Linked DNA regions of Homo sapiens: region 2 is linked to region 1. A link is a contact called in ENCODE Hi-C or POLR2A ChIA-PET data. All regions are on one chromosome and are shown on one strand. The core of a region is the stretch at or near the end of the contact, and the rest is flanking DNA. Distances in the headings are between cores, read along the strand shown. Region 1 overlaps PITPNM2 (phosphatidylinositol transfer protein membrane associated 2). Region 2 overlaps RILPL2 (Rab interacting lysosomal protein like 2).

Evidence for each region. Hi-C counts contacts between places; a loop is a spot of excess contacts on that map. ChIA-PET counts read pairs that join two places held with the same protein, here RNA polymerase II (POLR2A). Pooled maps may share reads with other maps.
Region 2: a loop to region 1 is called in a pooled map, with 2.6 times the contacts of the local background. The contact joins two enhancer-like sites. A Hi-C loop is called at or near these places in 1 of 50 pooled maps. POLR2A ChIA-PET finds 5 or more read pairs at or near these places in 2 of 52 experiments (GM10248 and GM12878).

Annotation. Positions count from the first base shown.
Region 1 is chr12:123,042,379-123,044,904 of GRCh38, reverse strand. The region is part of intron 2 of PITPNM2 (phosphatidylinositol transfer protein membrane associated 2); the gene reads left to right. Among named protein-coding and RNA genes, the nearest start is that of MIR4304, 33 kb to the right of the region's middle. RefSeq lists an enhancer at 776-1,355. Within about 2 kb of position 1,269, at least 14 of the 41 ENCODE cell types and tissues checked have a DNase peak (open chromatin) inside an H3K27ac peak, as active enhancers do.
Region 2 is chr12:123,425,960-123,428,485 of GRCh38, reverse strand. The region is part of intron 2 of RILPL2 (Rab interacting lysosomal protein like 2); the gene reads left to right. Among named protein-coding and RNA genes, the nearest start is that of RILPL2, 9.5 kb to the left of the region's middle. RefSeq lists enhancers at 423-472, 493-572, 903-1,012, 1,083-1,332. Within about 2 kb of position 1,250, at least 7 of the 41 ENCODE cell types and tissues checked have a DNase peak (open chromatin) inside an H3K27ac peak, as active enhancers do.

The sequences.
Region 1 (2,526 bases), core at 20-2,519:
TGAGGCAGGAAGATCGCTTGAGCCCAGGAGTTGGAGGCTGCAGTGAGCTAAGATCACGCCACTGTGTTCTATCTAGCCTGGGTAAAGAGTGAGACTCCATCTCCAAAAAAATTAATGATAAAAAAGTAACGAAGACTCAAGATGGAGAGAAGGTATAAAATCAGGAGTGGGAAATAGTGAAGGAACTGAATCACTGAAGTAGGACTGCAGGAGCTGTGCCCTCCTGGAGTGTCCTGTCAGAGTTTTGAAGGCTGGCCCAGAGGAGTAAGCACTCAGGGGCCTTTGTATTCTCATTATGTATCTACTCTGTCATCACAAGGGCTTATCACCAGTTCAGGAGTAACCCAGGTGAAAATCTCAGCAGTGCCTCTTATCAACTCTGGTGTCTTGGATGGTTCCGGAAAGCTCTGATTTCCCTGGAGAATTGATTGAGCTGAGTTTTGCTTTGGGACAGGGCCTGCAGCACAGCCAGCTCTCTGCCAACAGGCTCTCAGCCTCTAAGCATCTCAGGGGGCCCTCCCTTCTGCATGCCCCAGAAGCTGAGACCTTTCACCCCTAAAGGACTGGCCATTTCTAAGGCCAGTGGCCTCCTGAAAAGCCCTGGCACTTCTTATGTAGGAGGATGGTCTGGGTGCTGCTGCTGAAATGGTGGTGGCCTCAGGGAGGTGACCAGGAGTGAGAAAGGAAGGCCCCTGAGCAAACCCCAGCCTACGATTTTGTAGCCACAGCTTAGACCCTAACTGCTGGGGCCAAGGTCCCCTCTGGGCTTGTTTCTGTTGTCACATCTAAGCCTCCCGTGGCATTTTGTTTAAGGGCCCAGTCTTATTTCAGCCATACTCAGTGTTAAATTAGGGGAGCACCAACCCTGGAGGCCAGTGTGGTGGTGGTAGTAGCTCTGTGACCAGCAGGGTCCCTAGAGGACCAGGGTAGGAGGTGAGTTCCAAATAATTCTCCTTCATGCCATGCTTATCATCTTGGAGGCTCTGAGTTTCAAGCTTATTTCCTCACATGCACATTTGTGCCCGTTTCCACCCAACTGAGGTTGCCATGCTGATAGCCACAGCCAGGGAGGAGGAGTCATAAAAACAGGGCCCCCTTGCCTTGCCGCAGTCCTTGAGCAGGATGCGCCCTCTCGGAGCCTGCTCTGTGGTCTGTACCACTGCTTCCCTGGGTCTGTTGTTTGGGTTGAGGCATTACATAGCGATGCCTCATAACTTAACTCTAACATCCCACTCCTGCTCCTGGAGCTGCAGAGCACTGCAAGCCCCACGGTGCCCCCAGGTGGCCGCTGTGCTGTGGGATCTGGTGACCAACTCCTGCAGTGGCTTGGCAGTTGCCCCAGCTTGGCACTCCAGGTGTACAATGGTGAGATTTATGACTTTCTGTGGGATTTGGGGTAACTGCCGCAGTGCCCAGGGCTTTAAAGCTCTCTGGGACCCCCTCTTCACTGCCCAGGCCAGCGTTAGAGGAAGGAGTCAGGTCCTGCTTAAAGGTGTCAAGGAATCTGTGGGGGGTGGGGGTAGGAGCTGTGTCCTCCTGCTCAAAGTCTCCTTGGTCCTTGCCCTTCCAGCCTGGCCACCCCTGCCTCATGAACCTGAAGCTCTTTCTGTGTCACTTTTCTCCTCTAATGCCTGGGAGTTTGTGGCTGGGTGGAGGGAGAAGCTGGGAGTCAGGGTCCTGGTTCCCAACCCAGCTCTCTGCCTGCTTCCTGAGCCTTAGTCTCCTCATTTGTAAGGGGAGGGTTGGCCTGCAGCAGGGTCCTCTGCTTGTTTCTTAGCCCAGAAATCCTTTCTTCAAAAGAAATCTCTGCTGGAAGCCCAGTGTCTAACACATAAAGGTGGAACTACTCTGGGGCAGGGATTGGACGATTCTGTGGGTCTGTGACCTCTCCTGCTTTCAGCTCCAGGACACAGAGAGGCAGCTGATCAGTGCTAACCTCATAACACACACCTTCAGAGCAGCCACACACTCCTGCAACCCCAGCCCAGGCATAAGGGGATGGTTGCTGGACAAAGAACAGCCCCTTATCCGTCTGTGCTGCCTCCCATTCATCCAGAGCTTTGGGTCCCTGGATACACATAGATGGTTAGGGGAGGCCTGGGGAGCCTTGTCTGGCTGCATCTGGAGAGGAAGTACTTTTACCATTGCCTGCTTCAGCTCCTGATTGGGAACCAGTAGGTTTGGGAAGCAGAGAGCAGAAGGAAGCTCTCTTAGAGCAAGAGGAGAGGGACTCAAGGGAGGCAGAAGGAGGTTATGGATACCCACAGTCCTGAGTCCCAGGCCCCCAGACCTGCCGGTGGCTCCCTCGCTTCCCACTACTGCAAAAACCGGGGCTCCCGCTGGCTTGGCTTGGAGTAGCTTCCAGACTTAGTAACCAGAATGCAGCTGAACTGCGTTGGGATGGATTCCATCCCCCCTTAACTTTGCACAGCCTCACTAAATTCCATCTGTGACGTCAGACCCCTGCTAATCATGGAAAAACAGATTAAGTTCTATAAACACAATTCTCGTGCTTCCCCTCCCAGT
Region 2 (2,526 bases), core at 1-2,500, 380 kb before region 1:
TGGAACCGTGTTCATGGAAAGACCTTTGTCTCATTTAGTAAGTAATTCAGGGCCGGGCGCGGTGGCTCACGCCTGTAATCCCAGCACTTTGGGAGGCCGAGGTGGGTGGATCACAAGGTCAGGAGATCGAGACCAGCCTGGCTAACACGGTGAAACCCCGTCTCTAATAAAAATACAAAAAATTAGCCAGGCGTGGTGGCGGGCGCCTGTAGTCCCAGCTACTTGGGAGGCTGAGGCAGGAGAATGGTGTGAACCTGGGAGGTGGAGCTTGCAGCGAGCCGACATCTCGCCACTGCACTCCAGCCTGGGCGGAAGAGCGAGACTCCATCTCAGAAAAAAAATAGAATAAAATAAGTAGTTCAGGCACAGGTAGTTAAAAAGAGAAACTGCCAAGCTGCTGGTGTCGTGAGCAGCTTGTTAGTGGGCAAAACCACACACTTTCTTTCTAGTTTTGAATTCTCAGAGAACAAGAGACGCACACTTTCCATCTGGCTCAGGCCAAGAGAGGCAGGATTCTGCTTCGTCTCTAGTGTTATATATTGTGGAGAAGCCAGCATGCCAGCTGAGATGTTCTCATAGCAACTGCATCCATTTGAAGGTCCAAACTCACACAGATAATATACTGATAATAAATTGATTACAGCTGGTTGAGGTGGCTCACACCTGTAATCCCAGCACTTTGGGAGGCCGAGGCAGGCAGATTGCCTGAGGTCAGGAGTTTGAGATCAGCCTGGGCAACATGGTGAAACTCCGTCTCTATTAAAAATATAAAAATTATTAGCCAGGCGTGGTGACTCATACCTGTAGTCCCAGCTGTTCAGGAGGCTGAGGCAGGAGAATTGCTTGTACCCAGGAGGCGCAGGTTGCAGTGAGCTGAGATGTGTCACTGCACTCCAGCCTGGGTGACAGAGCGAGACTGTATCTCAAAAAAAAAAAAGTATAATTCCAGGGAAATATGGTAGGTTGCTTCCAAAGAGAGCCACAGCAGTATTTCCCACCCTGCATACCTTTTGCAATGAAACTTTGCCACTCCTTTCATCAAGAGGTGGATTCTGTTTTCCCTCTCTTTGCATGTAGGCTGGCTCTGTGACTTGCTTTGACTGTGAGAACAGGGTGGAAGTGACGCTGTTAGGCCTCTGGGGTTAAGTTGGTAAGAGGCCTTTCTTCTGTTTCTGTGCTCTTAGAATGCTTCCTTGAGACCAGCATTCTGTGAGGAAGCTCAAGGGGAAGTCCCATGGAGAGGTCATGTGAAGGAGAACCAGGGCGCACCTGCTGACAGCCCCAGCTGTGCACAGCCCTCCGCCAATGGCCCACTGAACGCAGCCAAGTGAGAAGCTCAGGCTAGCAGGTGGACCACAGAGCCAACCATAAGAAGCCAGGCACAGCAGTGTGCACCTATAGTCTCAGTGCCTGTAGTCTCAGCTACTTGGGAGGCTGAGGCAGGAGGATCCCACGAGACTAGGAATTTGAGGCTTCAGTGGGCAGTGATTGCACCCGTGAATAGCAACTGCACTCCAGCCTGGGCAACACAGTGAGATCTGATCTAAAAAAAAAAAAAAAGAAAGCCAATTATAAGAAAGAGTCGGCTGGCCGCGGTGGCTCACGCCTGTAATCCCAGCACTTTGGGAGGCCGAGGTGGGCAGATCACGAGGTCAGGAGATCGAGACCATCCTGGCTAACACAGTGAAACCCCGTCTCTACTAAAAATATAAAAAAATTAGCCAGACGAGGTGGCGGGCACCTGTAGTCCCAGCTACTCGGGAGGCTGAGGCAGGAGGATGGCGTGAGCCCCGGGGGGCAGAGCCTGCAGTGAGCCGAGATCGCGCCACTGCACTCCAGCCTGGGCGACAGCGAGACTCCATCTCAAAAAAAGAAAAAAAAGAAAGAAAGAAAGAGTCATCATTGGAGATCATGTCACCACTGTTTTTAGTCACCAAGTTTAATTTATGTAATAATAGATCATGGAAAAATGGAAATTTTAGATGATGCTTCTTGTTAAATCATTATTATAATAAGTATCTATAATAAAATATCAGCTGGGCAGGTGGCTCACACCTGTAATCCCAACACTTTGGGAGGACAACGTGGGTGGATCACCTGAGGTCAGGAGTTCAATCAACACCAGCCTGGCCAACATGGCAAAACTCCGTCAATACTAAAAATACAAAAATTAGCCGGGTGTGGTGGTACACACCTGTAATCCCAGCTACTGAAAAGGCTGAGGCACAAGAATCACTTGAACCCAGGAGGCGGAGGTTGCAATGAGCAGAGATTTTGCCACTGCACTCCAGCCTGGGTGATAGAGTGAGACTCTGTCTCAAAAATAAAATAAAATTAGAATATAAATAATATAATATTTTGTAATTACAAAAATTTAGGCCGGGTTTGGTGGCTCATGCCTGTAATCCCAACACTTTGGGAGTTTGGGACAGGAGGAACACTTGAGCCTAGGAGTTCAAGATGAGCCTGGGCAATGGATCAAGACCCTGTCTCAAAAAAATTTTTTTTAATTATTGATAACAATAT